Linked DNA regions of Homo sapiens: region 2 is linked to region 1. A link is a loop called in an ENCODE intact Hi-C map of the cell type or tissue named here. Cell type or tissue: CD14-positive monocyte. All regions are shown on one strand. Each heading gives the region's core, and the rest is flanking DNA. Links, peaks and the distances in the headings are about the cores only. Region 1 has its middle 110 kb from the start of ZNF608. Region 2 has its middle 170 kb from the start of ZNF608.

Region 1 (7,984 bases), core at 1,097-6,096:
ACAGGTGCCCGCCACCACGCCCAGCTAATTTTTTTTTTTTTGGTATTTTTAGTAGAGATGGGGTTTCACCATGTTAGCCAGGATGGTCTCCATCTCCTAACCTCGTGATCTGCCCGCCTCGGTCTCCCGAAGTGCTGAGATTACAGGCGTGAGCCACCGTGCCTGGCGCCTAATTGCCTTTTAAAGGTACCACCTCCCAACACTGCCACACTGGGGACCAAGCCTCAACATGAATTTTCGTGGGGACAAATCATATTCAAACAATAGTAAGGTCCAAACTAAAGCACTAACATGGGCAATAAGTATTTTCCTCTGAGTGGTGCATGGAGGAAGAACTTCATGTTTATCAAGAGTTATTATCAGTTGGCAGGGACAGTTGACAAGGTTTCCAACTGCACCCTTCTGTATGCCACTTTTCTCCCTGTAGTGGGAAGATTTTCCACTGCCCACGCAGGGTGTCATTTGGCAAACTGTCCCCCGTTCTTCCTTTTATATTTTTTTCTTTTTAGAGACAAGGTCTTGCTCTGTCACCCAAACTGGAGTACAATGGGATGATCTTCGCTCACTGCAACCTCTACCCCACAGGCTCAAGCAATCCTTCCACCTGAGCCTCCTGAGTAGCTGAGACCACAAGCACATACCACCACAATCAGCCAATTTTTAAGTTTTTTGGAGAGATAAGGTCTCCCTGTGTTGCCCAGGCTGGGCTCAAGTGATCCACCCACATTGGCCTCCCAAAGTGCTAAGATTACAGGCATGAGCCACTACATCTGACCACTGAGCCACCAAGCCCAGCCATCCTTCTTTCCTCCCTACAACCCACTATGCCTTTTGTGAACCAGATAATGCCACTGTTCTGCTCTCAGCTAATGAGAACAGATGGGCACATAATCCAAGGAGGATCAGTCTACAGATTGGCTAGGTGACCAGTGGCCTATGATCCAGGTTTTGGATTGCAAACGTGAACAGAACTAACTGGACTCCTATCTCAGGACATGAGAATCAGAAAACTGTTAATGAATCATGGAGCCACCGAAGAAGTGGGCAAAGATGGTACTAAGAATGCTATGAGATTGTCAGGTTTGGAAAGGACACTGTAAGCCAAAGTTACATGCAAGCTGAAATTATGAGGGAAAAGAGAAAGTCATATATTAGAGAAAAAATGCATCAGATACACAGGGAGAAGTAGATACATCTTGTGAGATGACACAGTCCATGAGGATGATGGCAGAGCTGCTTGCAAGAGCTGCCTTTGTGTCTAAGTCTTGCCATTTCAAGGTCTCTCCATGTATTTCTTTACCAATAAACCCTTTTGTTGAGTTAACTGGAGTAAGTCTCTGTCCCTTGCAGTTTAATAAACCTAATTGAAACTCTCTCTTCTATTGTTTCTTCTTCTATATCTACCATCTTCCAATGTCTCTTATTATCCTTCTAAGCCCCTTTCTTTCTTTTTTCTTCTTTTCTCCCCCATGCCTCATCCCTACCTATGCCTCAGGCATACTGCTAGGGCCCATCCTTATAGAAGACCCTAAAAAATGGAAAAGAAATAACACAGCAGTCTGGATATTTTTTAAGTGGCAACTTTATTGAGATGTGTATCATAATTCAGTATTTTAAAGTATACAATTTAGTGGGTTTTAGTATATTCAGAGTTGTACAGTCATCACAACTGTTTAATTTTAGAACATTTTCATCATCCCAAAAAGAAATCCCATACCCATAAGCAGTCATTCTCCATTTCCTCCTCCCCCTAGTCTCTGAGAACCACCAATCTACTTTCTGTCTCTACAAAGTTGCTTATTCTGGGCATTTCATATAAATACATTATGTACAAAATACAATAATTACAATACATGAGTAGCTTCTTTCACTTAGCATAATGTTTTCAAGGTTTTTCCATGTTGTTGCATGTACGAGTACTTCATTTCATTTCATCATTGAATAATATTCCATTGTATGGGTATACCACATTTTGCTAATTCACTCATATGTTGATAGGCCTTTGGGTTGTTTCCAGTTTGGGGCTGTTATGAATACTCCTGCTGTGAATATCTGCATACAGGTTTTTGTGTAGACATGTTTTCAGTTATCTTTGGTATATACCTAGGAATGGAATCGTTGGGTCATATGGCATAATGCAATATATTTAGTTGTCTTTTTGCTCCCCTTTCCCTTCTGCAGACCTTTGGCAGGTTTTGCAGCTATCACTCTATTATTTTCTTTATATTTTCTTTGCACGTTCCTGTTTTCAGTACATCTTTCCATTTTTCTCTTCTCTCTACTTTTCCTTTTATCTCATTATTTGAGTACATTTTTTAAAAAAACTCATCCTTAAGTAGCTTTCCCTGATGGCTTTTATTATATTTCCTTTACAATATTTTTCTTCTCTCTCCCTGTTGCTGATAATGCTTGAATAAACCCAGCTTCACCTAGAGGGAAATAAGTATCATGTTAGATACTTATTTCCCTCTAGGAATAGAATGACTTGAAGTAGTTCCGTAGAGTAAGAACTTCATAAACAGAAGCACATATTTAAGGGTGCATAGACAGAAGACTACAGTAGCTCATATTTAAATGACCATTGTGGTCATATTTTTATTCCTGTATTTGCCAAGTCTGACCACAAAACTTGATGTTGACCTGCAGTCTCTTCCATCCATCCATCTAAACAAACTGCAAATACAATGTGACTCCCAGGTAATTGCTGCGCTGCTGCTATAGGCTATGTCACCATCAGCAGTACTAACCCTTTGCCTCGGGCACCATATGAACAGTGACAGGCGAATCACCCTGATGAGATGAAGAACTCTAAGTGGATTGAGGGAGGCCTTTGACTCATCCCAGCCCCACAGCTTCCCACTCAGATGTGCTCTTACATTATTCCCACTGTAAACTCAAGTCAGAAGCCGAAAAGCACCAATTTTGCTCAGGGAGATGATTCAGTATTTTTAAAGTTTTTGACTGCTGACCAATTAAAAACCAGATGATACTGTTAACAACCTCTAAATAAGCCACGATTTAGAACCATAGAAGGCACCAAAGCACCTACCAGCCCTCCATGCTCAGTGTGAGTTTGAGAGAAATTCAAAGATAATTACAATGATGAGGAGGATGCTGATGACCTTAGGGATACTGGGCATGACTCACATCATTAACTGGAAAGCAGCAAATTCTGTTTCCTAAATATATCTCCAGTGAGCCTCCTATTTACTCCATTTCAGTATTTTTTTTCAAGATTCTGAAATAGTATCCATTTCCAGTTAATGATTTGACTGCTGCCCAATGTCCCTAAAGCCTTCACCATCATCTTTACCATTGTAATTATCATTGAATGTTTTTATACTCATACTGGGTACGGCTGCATATTAGATGAAGTAATGTGGCTGATTTCACATGTAACTTAAAAAGCATAGTTTCATCCATATTTAGTCAAACCACGTAGTTTATGCTATTGAAAATCTACCATTACTAAGACATTTGTTAACAAGCACTTTGCTAAGCCTTTCAGTCTGTGAATGGGGAAGTTGACACATTTTTCAAAAGGGAAAGCCACACAAGCTCATATTCCTAAAATTCATTAATATCATCATTTTGTAAAAGCCATTGGAGATTTTTCAGGACAAGGAGTGACATAAAGAAGCCTGATCCCCAAATTGGTTGGCATTGCCCTTAACTTACAATTTTGAATACTATTCATTGTGTCAGGCAATAGGACTTTTGAGGGTATGGTGGATACGAACAGTAATGAGTTTTGCTTTTATTTTAATTTTTGTGCTCTTTATTATCCAATATACCAAACCCCTTTCCAAATAAAGAGCTGGTGCCAATATCAGTCAGGGATTTTCTATCCATGAGTGTATTCTTATTCCTGTGTGATCAGACTTCAGAAAGAGTTCTAAAACAAGCAGTGCTGGTGGTGCTGGATTTTAGAGCAGAGATGCTATAAAAAGTGCACATTAGAGAAGTTTTGGATAACACAGCATGATGCAAATTGCTACCATACGCATCACTTACTGGAACCACGCCGATCTCAGCAGAGGGGACAGGAGTGACATCACCAGCACTGTGACTTGAACCACCCTCAGGAAAACACAGCTGATGGGACAGCAATGGTTGTAACAGCACAGAGACCTAGCAATGCACGCCATGTGAGACCAATCAAGAAGCAGTTGCTGGAGTTCTCAGTTTCATTTCTCAAATTTTATAGCTAGACCACATAAAAAAATTTATAAGAGAAGCCTGGGACATTTGGAGGCAATGAAGGGAAGTGGCACACTGAGCATCATTTTATTTTGTTCTTATCAGGTAAGAAATCACCAGAAATGAAAGCTTTCATAGTATCAGCGTTAATAACAAAATGACCTGTACAACAAGAACAGTTCAAGGGCTACTCTGTCCATTTCCTATGCCAAATAGCTCTTGCATTAACACTCTTGCTCTCTTCCCTAAAAGCTCACAGTGTTGAAATTAGAGAAGCCCCAGGGGTTACAACAGGCCAGAATACTGGGACAGACCATATCTAAATGATGCCAGACACTGAGAAATGCTATCAAGGACCAGCATTTTAAAAAATACCTAGAGAATTATCGAAATTTGTTCTGGCTTATTTTATTTTATTTTATTAGTATTTTTTGAGATAGTCTTGCTCTGTCACCTAGGCTGGAGTATAGTGGTGTGATCTCGGCTCACTGCAACCTCCACCTCCCGGGTTCAAGCAATTCTCTTGCCTCAGCCCCCCAAGTAGCTGGGATTACACGTGCACACCACTACACCCAGCTAATTTTCATATTTTAGTAGAGATGGCGTTTCTCCATGTTGGCCAGGCTGGTCTCAAACTCCTGACCTCAGGTGATTCGCCTGCCTTGGCCTCCCAAAGTGCTGGGATTACAGGTGTGAGCCACCACGCCTGGCCCTGATTTATTTTAAATTTAGTGTCAGCTCTCTGGCAATCTCAACTTCTCCTCTTTCTCAATCCAGTGGTTGGCTGGACATTCATTCTCTTAATACTCAGATGCAACCACTAGCTGACCATGAACTGACTCTGTTTCCTTTTGTTCAAAAATATTTATTAAATACGTTCTATGTGCCAGGTACTGACTAGGTGCTGGAGATGAAATGATTAACAAAACAAACATGATCCTTGCCCTCATGTTGTTTATATATTTACTTGTAGGGGAAGAGTAAGGGATATCAACCGAGTGCCACTCAAAAATGTAAGTAGGAACCACTGTTGTAGGAAAACAAAACAAAACAGGTGTTATGAATGAGTGTATGGGAGGAACATGCTTGGTCAGGGAAGACCATACCAGGAAATAGAACCAGATACCTCTTGCCACCTTCTCTTGTAGTGGCATCATCCATGATCCCTTCGTTCTATTGCCAGGACCATGGCAAGAGCCTTTGAAGCAGATTTTCTGATTCACATCCTTATCCCCAACTAGTTCATTTCCATATAGCAGCCAGAGGGAGCCTCCCAAAATGCATGGGAGGTAGTTTCTCTTTTTTTGAGACAGAGTCTTGCTCTGTCATCCAGGCTGGAGTACACTGGCGCAATCTCAGCTCACTGCAACCTCGCCTCCCGGGTTCAAATGATCCTTCCACCTCAGCCTCCCGAGTAGCTGGGATTACAGGTATGCACCACCACACCTGGCTAAGTTTTTTGTATTTTCCTAGAGATGGGTTTTCACCATTTTGGCCAGGCTGGTCTCGAACTCCTGACCTCAAGTGATCCACCCACCTCGGCCTCCCAAAGTTCTAGAATTACAAGAATGGACCACTGCGCCCAGCTCATGGGAGGTAATTTCCTTCCCCTGCTTGAACTTGTAGTGTAAAGATTAAAGTCCTTTCATGGCCTTCAAGGCCCTAGAAGACCTGACGTCCTGCTATCTCTCTGCCCTCATCTCCAACCACTGTGTTTCTGCCACACCGGCCTCTTTGTTGTTCTTCAAAAGACCGAGACTGACCCTTTCTCAGGGCCTTCCAAATTGTGGCGCCTCCTCCAACAAAGCTCTTCCCCCAGATGTCTGCAGAGTGTCCCCTTCACTTAACACAGACTCTACTGAAATGTCACTTTGCCAGGTCCGCCTTTCCTGCCAATCTGTATAAATGAGGAGCGTCCCACCAGCACTCTCAGGCCCCCACTCGGCTTTCATTTTCTGTACCATACGATATATTGTGTTTCATTTACTTATTGTCTGTTTTTTCCCACTAATGTGCAAACTCATGAAAACAGGGAGCAAACTATGAGGAAAAGCTGAGCAGAGGGAGCAGCGTGTGGGAAATCCTGAGACAGGAGAGCTTGGTGTGCTGAGCCACTGACAGCATTGTGGCTTTATGATTTATCTGGAACCACAGGTGCCTCCAACTCTGAGAACTGATCAAGGGCTTGGACAAAAGAGTGAAAATACCACTAGGAAAAAAAGAGTCCCCTCTGTGCAAAAAGAAGTCCAGATACATAGAGGAAGAGAGGGAACAAGAAGAGAGAACTCAACTTCCACTGCTCAGCAAGGCACAAAAAAGATCATGCTTTAAGAAAGAAATTCTCATTAAATTTCATGATTATTGTTTGTTCTTTATTTTCCTGATAAGATCAAATGAAAAACACCTGCCTTTAAAAAAATTCCTTTGAGAAAGTTGGTTAGGAGAGATAGTTGCTTTAGTATGACTCAGTAGCCCACATTTTCAATATCTCTCACCCAGTCTTCATCATTGCCAGGCACTTGTTAAGTTTACAGTGCCATTTTTTATGATAAAAGTTAACAAAAATGTATCAGAAATGAATTATAATCATTTTATTTAACTATTTTTTTCTGGGTGCACTGTGCATTGAACAAACATTGAGTATCTACTAAATGCCAGGCCCTGGGTTAAGGTGCCAGGGACACGGGGACTCTGCCTTCAAGGGACATCCTGGTCTACCAGCAAGTCAGGTAAAATACCAAAGATAACAGAATTGGTGACAAGGCTACGACAGGTAAACTGATCTCGTAAACCTGAACTGGAAGGAGAATCAAACATAACACTTCCTGAATCTTGAAACAGGAGCAAGCATCACTAAGGCCAAAATTGGGGGAAGACTCTTACAGGTGGAGAGAGCCAAGGAGCAAAGCTCTGAAAACACCAGAGAACAAGAAGTCCTAGAGGCCCGGTGGCTCATGTCTGTAATCCCAGCACTTTGGGAGAGTAGTACTTTGGGATGGCTGGAGGCCAGGAGTCTGAGACCAGCCTGGAAAACATAGTGAGACCTTGTCTCTACTTAAAAAAAAAATTAGTGGGGTGCAGTGGTGTGTGACTGTAGTCCCAGCTACTCAGGAGGCTGAGGCAGGAGGATCACCTGAGCCCAGGAGTTTGAGGTTACAGTGAGCTATGATTGAGCCAATGCACTCCAGCTTAGGCAACAGCAAAACTTTGTCTCAAAAAAAGAAAAGAAAAGAAAAGCCCTAATGGAGGAATCCTTTAATTATGTGCATCAGGGACAGGCCATTAATGGGCTGTAATTTTAAAAACCAGTTAAAATGAGGGAGCACACAACACGCACACACACAAAAGTGTACACTTCCCTCAAATATTTAAATACTCATTAGCCACTTTAAAAGACATAGGACCTCCACATTGACCATGGACTACCACATGGGCTTTCTTATATAAATCACACCCAAAATAGATCACCAATTTTTTTTCTGTAAGAGAAACTTAATCACATTTATGAAGCAATCTGAATGTAAAACACTTCTAGATGTCTAGGATTCCCTCACCCTAATATTCACAGTAGTCTCTACCACATCTAATCAAATGCATTTCCCTTAAAGCAACTTCATGATGCCAAGTTTTTCCAGCACTTTCAACTTAGTTTTCATTGTAATAACAAGTTTCTTTTGGATCTCATATTTTATTTGTTTGAATAAATTTTAATTAAATGTAATAATTACAATGGCAATTACAACTTGCATAAACAGGTTCAGGAACAAATGCAACCAGCTTCATG
Region 2 (7,984 bases), core at 1,110-6,109, 53 kb before region 1:
TTTTTTCCTATGTTTGTCGGCTGCATAAATGTCTTCTTTTGAGAAGCGTCTGTTCATATCCTTCATCCACTTTTTGATGGGGTTGTTTTTTGGTTGTAAATTTGTTTAAGTTCTTTGTAGATTCTGTATATTAGCCCTTTGTCAGATGGACAGATTGCAAAAAATTTTTCCCATTTTGCAGGTTGCCTGTTCACTCTGATGATAGTTTCTTTTCCTGTGCAGAAGCTCTTTAATTAGATCTGATTTGTCAATTTTGGCTTTTGTTGCCATTGCTTCTGGTGTTTTAGTCATGAAGTCTTTGTCCATGCCTATGTCCTGAATGGTATTGCCTATGTTTTCTTTGAGGATTTTTATGGTTTGGGGTCTTACGTTTAAATCTTTAATCCATCTTGGGTTAATTTTTGTATAAGGTGTAAGCAAGCAGTCCAGTTTCCGTTTTCTGCATATGGCTAGCCAGTTTTCCCAACACCATTTGTTAAATAGGGAATCCTTTCCCCATTGCTTGTTTTTGTCAGGATTGTCAAAGATGAGATGGTTATAGATGTGTGGCGTTATTTCTAAGGTCTCTGTTCTGTTCCATTGGTCTGTCTGTTTTGGTACCAGTACCATGCTATTTTGGTTACTGTAGCCTTGGAGTATAGCTTGAAGTCAGGTAGCGTGATGCCTCCAGCTTTGTTCTTTTTGCTTAGGATTGTCTTGGCTATACGGGCTCTATTTTGGTTCCATATGAAATTTAAGGTATTTTTTTTTAATTCTATGAAAAAAGTCAATGGTAGCATGATGGGAATAGGACTGAATCTATAAATTACTTTGGGCAATATGGCTATTTTCACAATATTGATTCTTCCTATCCATGAGCATGGAATGTTTTTCCATTTGTTTGTGTCCTCTCTTATTTCCTTGAGCAGTGGTTGGTAGTTCTTCTTGAAGAGGTCCTTCACATCCCTTATAAGTTGTATTCCTAGGTATTTTATTCTTTTTGTAGCAATTGTGAATGGAGTTCACTCGTGATTTGGCTCTCTGTTTGTCTGTTATTGGTATATAGGAATGCTTGTGATTTTTGCACATTGATTTCATATCCTGAGACTGCTGAAATTGCTTAACAGCTAAAGGGTATTTTGGGCTGAGATAATGGGGTTTTCTAAATATACAATCATGTCATCTGCAAACAGAGACAATTTGGCTACCCCTCTTCCTATCTGAATACCCTTTATTTCTTTTTCTTGCCTGATTGCCTTGGCCAGAACTTCCAACACTATGTTGAATAGGAGCGGTGAGAGAGGGCATCCCTGTCTTGTGCCAGTTTTCAAAGGGAATGCTTCCAGCTTTTGCCCATTCAGTATGATATTGGCTGTTTGTTTGCCATAAATAGCTCTTATTATTTTGAAATATGTTCCATCAATACCTAGTTTATTGAGAGTTTTTAGTATGAAGCGGTGTTGAATTTTATCAGAGGCCTTTTCTGCATCTATTGAGATAATCAGGTGGTTTTTGTCTTTGGTTCTGTTTATGTGATGGATTACGTTTATTGACTTGTGTATGTTGAACCAGTCTTGCATCCCAGAGATGAAGCTGACTTGATCATGATGGATAAGCTTTTTGATGTGCTGCTGGATTCGCTTTGCCAGTATTTTATTGAGGATTTTTGCATCGATGTTCATCAGGGATATTGGCCTGAAATTTTCTTGTTTTGTTGTGTCTCTGCCAGGTAACAGGATGATGCTGGCCTCATAAAATGAGTTAGGGAGGAGTCCCTCTTTTTCTATTGTTTGGAATAGTTTCAGAAGGAATGGCACTAGCTCCTCTTTTTACCTCTGGTAGAATTAGGCTGTGAATCTGTCTGGTCCTGGGCTTTTTCTGGTTGGTCGGCTATTAATTACTGCCTCAATTTCAGAAATTGTTACTGGTCTATTCAGGGATTCAGCTTCTTCCTGGTTTAGTCTTGGGAGGGGGTATGTGTTCAGGAATTTATCCATTTCTTCTAGATTTTCTAGTTTATTTGCATAGAGGTGTTTATAGTATTCTCTGATGGTAGTTTGTATTTCTGTGGGATCAGTGGTGATATCCCCTTTATCATTTTCTATTGTGTTTGATTCTTCTCTCTTTTCTTCTTTATTAGTCTGGCTTGTAGTCTATCTATTTTGTTAATCTTTTCAAAAAACCAGCTCCTGGATTCATTGAATACTTTTAAGGGCTTTTCATGTCTCTATCTCCTTCAGTCCTACTCTGCAGATTTGTTTTCTTTTGAGGGTTACATTGTATTTTTTGATAACTATACAATATTGTATTTAACCATTCCTCTTTTGATGGATATTTAAGTTGCTTGAAAGTTTTTGGAACTGTAAATAACGCCTCAGTGGACATACCTGTAGAAACATATTTGCTTACATAATGTTTCAATCAACTGATTTGTCCAATGTGTGGTTTCTAAAATGGATATTACCTATTTTCCTCAAAATGTAGGTTTTAGAAAGGTTTTTCCACTATTTAATAGGATGCTTCTACAAGTCAAGGAATATAATTAACATCCAGTCCAGTAATAGTAAATTATTCTTTAACAATTACCTATGAATTATATTTAAGAACAATTATGCTGTTTGACAAACCTAATTTTCACTCATTGAGTAGAGAATTATTAATCCATCTCATTCAAGACAAAATGCAATGTCTCAGAGTGCAAGGTCTCAGCTCAGTTTGTGCTCAAGGAAGAGCAATTTTAGATGCTAATTAGAACTAAACCTTGAGACATTTCCAGTCTTCAATTTCTTCGAAAGATGTTTTAGGTGTTGCTGTTTTTCTTCATTGGAATTGCCAAAGAACATTCCAACACCATCACTTTTTTCCCCAAATGGAAACACAAAATACAAATATCATGTATTGTGATCTTATTAAAGTTTCATTATAATTTTGAATATAAAGCCAAAGGGAACAAGAACAGTACATAGAGCTTTTTAAGCCCATTTGTTTGTTTCTTTTAGAACAGAAAAAGAAAGCATGGTATGGTCCTAAACTTATAATGGTTTTGATACAGAAGGGAAGTGCTGGGAAGGGAAGGGCATGGTCCCTTTAAATGATACAGAATGGGGGAAGGGAAGTGCTGGGTAGAGGAGGGCATGGTCCCTGGCTAGGGCTCCACTGCCAGGCCTGTACCCGCGGATCAAGGTGAGGACAGGCATTTTTGTTTTCCTGCCCAAATGTTGCATTTCCCTGGAAATGCCTGTAAAAACCCCCAAGACCCTAGCAGGCAGACACACAGGCGGTTGGACGTCAAGAGGAGCACATCAGTGGAGGAACATGCGGGCGGCTGGATGACTAGAGGAACGCACCGACAGGCACTGGCATGTTGGCAGGCCACCGACTGGCAGAATGACACACAGTTTGGCCGGGACAGTTGGAGAGCCCAGGCTGCTGAGCGGCCTGACTCCAGGGTAAAACCATCTCCCTCTGGCTCCCTCATCTGCTGAGAGCTACACTTCCACTCAATCAAACCTTGCACTCATTCTCCAAGCCCACATGATCTGATTCTTGCGGTATACCAAGGCAAGAACCCTGGGATACAGAATGCCCTCTGTCTTCCGATAAGGCAGGGTCCAATTGAGCTAACAGCCGCCTACGGACAGCTAAACTAAAAGAGCACCATATAACACACGCCCACTGGGGCTTGAGCTGTAAAAAACCAGCCCTAGACGCTGCCGTGGGGTTGGAGCCCCACAGCCTGCCCGTCTGTATGCTTCCCTAGAGGTTTGAGCAGTGGGGCACTGAGGAAGTGAGCCACTCCCCCATCGCCCGCTGTGTGAGGGGGACAAGGGAACTTTTCCCATTTCAGTTTCCATTTGGGGTAGAAGAACTGTTGGCATTTCAACACCAAAGGAGCCAATTTCAGTTCTTCTTATCTTCCACAGAAATAGAATTCGTGATTTTTTAGCTGAGAATATAGGAGCCCCGATAAAAAACTTTACAGTAAGGGATGGTCCTATTACTAAATTATGTCTAAAGAGGTGTCTGCAGAAATAATGTGTGCAACTTTGAGATTATGGCTATAGAGGGAAAGATGTGTCCTTTCTTTCCCTCTTTCCCTTCCTATGGTTTAGAGCCATCTGGGATCTTTAAGATAAGGACAATACTTTGGAGACTGAGAAGCAGTAAGATAGAAAGCCAACATGAAGCCATATACCAGGCCTGACCTGCTTATACCTAGACTATTACTAAGAGAGAACTAAGCTTCTATTTTCCTGTACATGGTATTTTGGGTTTCTTTTCCAATGGTCAAACATATATACCAGCAAATAAAAGGCTCCAACTTTCGGAATTCTCGAACAACTTAGATTGCAGGACTTGAGCAAAAGTACCTATCTCAGTAGTATGTTTTATTCCATATCTGTTTTTATACTGTGTGTCTCTTGAATAAGGTACTCTGTCTGAGGGCTTTATTAAAAGAAACAAGAAAGTCCAGCAAATGCCAGCATTCTGTGTGTGCGTCAGTGCACTGTTTTCCTAGAGTCTACAAAAATGTTTGGCCCCATTTAATATGATCACATTCTTTTACCTGCCTGCCTGCAATAACTGCCTTCACTATTCCACCTCTTCCATTGTGGAAATGAGACATTTTATATTCCATTACTTGAAGAACCTCTTCCCACAGTTCTCATCAGCTGTGATACCATATTCTATTTCGGTTAGAAATTACATTTGTCTGTGCAAAACACAAAACTGAAAATTAGTGGCTTGCACAGTGTGTGTGTGTGTGTGTGTGTGTGTGTGTGTGTGTGTGTGTGTGTTGGAATAGGGGGTGGGCGGCTTACATAAAGACAGCCCCAGAGGACCATCACTGCTAACTTGCTAATTATCTTCACCTTTCTCTCATGATCCATTGCCAATTGGTTCCAGCGACTACAGGAGAACACACAAGAGCAAAATGTGCACCTATAGCTTCTTCTGTCCTATTTCTACTAGCTCTAAGTAACCTACTCTTATATACTATTGGCCAGATGTGTGTTATGTGCCCATCTCTAACTACAAAGAAGTCTGAGACTGTGGCTTTTTAATCTGGGCATAGGGCCACTTCCACCAAATCAGGATTTTGGCTGTCAAGAGAGTGTAACAGAAGATTGTTTTATTTCACCTAGGTCATGATCCATTCTAAAATTCAGACATTTTGAGGATTTATTCTTATGGAAGATTTTGTATTGGCCCCATCCAAAAAATACATTCCCTTTATATTTTGCCACATACATACAGAGCAATTAAAGACCAACTAAATGAAATGCTTTTATCAGTAGAATCTCTCATTTGGCATCTTCACTGACACGCTAAAACGACATACATTATTCAGATAGTATAACTTGTTTGTGATCACGTTTCAGAAACAATGTCACGTATGAAAGAGCCACAGATGCCTAACATTCCCTTGTCTGGAAGGCTTCTTTTTGGTCTGAAAGCAGAGGCTCTCATGTGCTCAAAGAAACATTGTAAAAGAAAAAACACAAACCATTTTTCCTTACTCTAACCTCACACTTGTTAACAAAGGATCATGAGATCTTTGGAGGAAAAGGGTAAGCTGTACCTTCTATAACAATAATCTGCAGATTGGGGAGGCACAGCCTTCAGTACAAGTGAGAGTGTGCTCTCCAAAGATCAAAGGGAAGGTCCGGCTTCAACAGGGAACGTTCTCACCCTGGTTCTCAATCAGGTCTATTTTATGCAAATGAAGGATTCAAACTTGTTCAGTTCTGACTGGTCAAAATATTCAAGCCCTGATGGTGTGGTTTCCAAGCCCCAAAGAAGTCTCTGTCAGATATTTCTAGCTATGGGAGGTTGGGGTGGAGAGGGTTCCAGCCACAGTTTATCTTGGCATGGAATACAGGACAACAGTAACTGGTTTGTTTTGATTGTAGAAAAGGAGGTCCTATGACACTTTCACAACATCTTTCTAAGAACACAGAGTATGTGACCCTCACCCAGCAATGGCCCCTTGATTCTGTTTTAATTTTGAGCACCTCAGTTAGCTATAGGGAGTCCATTTTGTCTGTCAGCTGCGGGTACACTTTAACACATTCAACACAGAACTCTTCTGTGACTGGATATGTGAGGATTTTTCCCCACACCAAGCAGTTCTCCACTGGACACCAACTGGAAGTTCTATTAATTCAAGTCAATTCTGACACTATCTAACTGGAGACAATGTCACATCCCACAGGTTAAAGGATCAGTCCCACAAGACTGCCCCCAACTTCAGATGCCAATCAGCAGTCCAGGCCACTCATAGTTCTGACCAACTGGCTATAGCCACAACCCCTTGCTTGGGTTCAATGAATTTGCTAGGATGGCTCACAGAACTCAGGGAAACACTTATATTTGCTGGTTTATTATAAAGGCTATTATAATGGATACAGATGAAATGACAGATGAAGAGATCCATAGGGCGAGGTACGGGGGAAGCGGCATGGAGCTTCCATGAACACCTCCACGTGTTTAGCAACCTGGAAGTTCATCAAATCGTGTTGTTCAAGAGTTTTTATAGAACTTGACCTCAAGCCCTCTCCTTCCCAGAGATACATAATACATGAGTGGGGCTGAGAGTTCCAAACCCCTAATTATCTAATCACCTGGTCTTTCTGGTATCTGGCCCCATCCTGAGGCCATCTAGGGGCCCTACCCTAAGTAATCATTAGCATAAACTCAGGAAGTATCAAAGGGGCTTATTATGAACAACGAAAGATACTCCTATCAGGAAATGCCAGGGGGATTAGGAGCTCTAGGCAGAAACCAGGGACACAGACCAAATGTATTTCATATTATACCATGTATGTCAAACTGCTTTCTGGAAGAAAAATAAAGAAGGGAATGGAAGGGGAAAGGGAAGAGAAGGAAAGGAAGGGGAGGGGAGTGGAAAGAGAACAGTAGACTAAGTGATATGAGTTAGGTTAGGTGAGGTTATCACAGTCTTTATTCTTACAACCCTAGGAGCTGCAGTGAAGAATTTCAATAAAACATGTAGTATTTCCAGCACATTGTTAGTGATGTTCTATGGTCACTATCATTTTTCTCTTTGTGGGAAATTCAATTTGTCCCTATTAAGCCAAGGTCACAGATTGAAGAATCTTAGTGGCCATCCAGGCTCTGCCTTTGAAGCAAAGGGTCAGTGCATTAGTACAAAAGGGAATTAATCCAGTACACTGGCTCACCACACAGTGTTTAATTCATTTAAAAGAAATGACCTATTCTAGGTTTCCATCTGAACAATCAGAAGCCTCCCTTCTCCCAAACAAGAACGTCATTAATGAATATTCAACGGAAAGTATTACTTCATTGTCAGCTCTAATTGCTAGTTTTACCTTATTAGTAGAAGCTTTTCTGTGGCTGAGCCTGACATACATTTGTTTGCACACTGTTATTAGTCAAGACTCAGTGAAGTCTTGTAATTAACACCTCCACATTATCTCATGCAGTGAAAGCAAAGACAAAACCAGATGACTCACTTTGTTTCAGCTTTGCTCTTGTTTTCTGATACAGAAGCACTTAAGGAGAAGTGTAAGCTCATCAGAATGCCATATGGAGCCAACAGAAACCATAAAAGGGTTTTCAGGAAGCAGTGCATGGAAGTTCATTAAGTGAACAACACTATAATCAACATCCTGATTTGAAACTCTTACCGGCTACTAGTAAATTGTGCAGGTACATTACCTGCATCACACTCAGCGCCATCCAGGTCGCTGATGAAGGATCCATGTCCCCAAGAAGCAGGGGAGATAACATATTCTCCGTAAACATAATGAAGTTAATGATTCACATGACAGTTAAATAGCTTTCAGAAATCTTATCAGTTTAGAGATAAAGCAGACCAAGGCAATAAGTGTGTTTTAATCATTCCTACTATTGAAAACACTGTGACTAAAAGCTGGCTTCCAGCAGCCTATAAATGATATTTCCGTAGAAAATGGGGGAGGAGGAGTGGAGGAAATGTCAACAGTTCATATTTTAGTTT

The links. Peaks named below come from ENCODE experiments on the same cell type or tissue, not always from the same donor. Only the 100,000 strongest peaks of a DNase experiment are listed, where the experiment ranks them.
Region 2: it touches region 1 in a loop (1.9-fold over the local background); 4 of 110 quality-filtered maps call a loop at or near these places.

The regions. Positions count from the first base shown.
Region 1 is chr5:124,855,283-124,863,266 of GRCh38, reverse strand. No RefSeq gene overlaps it. Among named protein-coding and RNA genes, the nearest start is that of ZNF608, 110 kb to the right of the region's middle. In CD14-positive monocyte, for the core only: no CTCF peak of the experiment used is centred there; DNase peaks (open chromatin) are centred at 2,806, 3,506, 4,076 and 4,456; H3K4me3 peaks cover 950 bases; H3K27ac peaks cover 1,285 bases.
Region 2 is chr5:124,908,576-124,916,559 of GRCh38, reverse strand. No RefSeq gene overlaps it. Among named protein-coding and RNA genes, the nearest start is that of ZNF608, 170 kb to the right of the region's middle. RefSeq lists enhancers at 2,968-3,468, 5,535-5,584. In CD14-positive monocyte, for the core only: no CTCF peak of the experiment used is centred there; a DNase peak (open chromatin) is centred at 3,779; H3K4me3 peaks cover 1,180 bases; H3K27ac peaks cover 537 bases.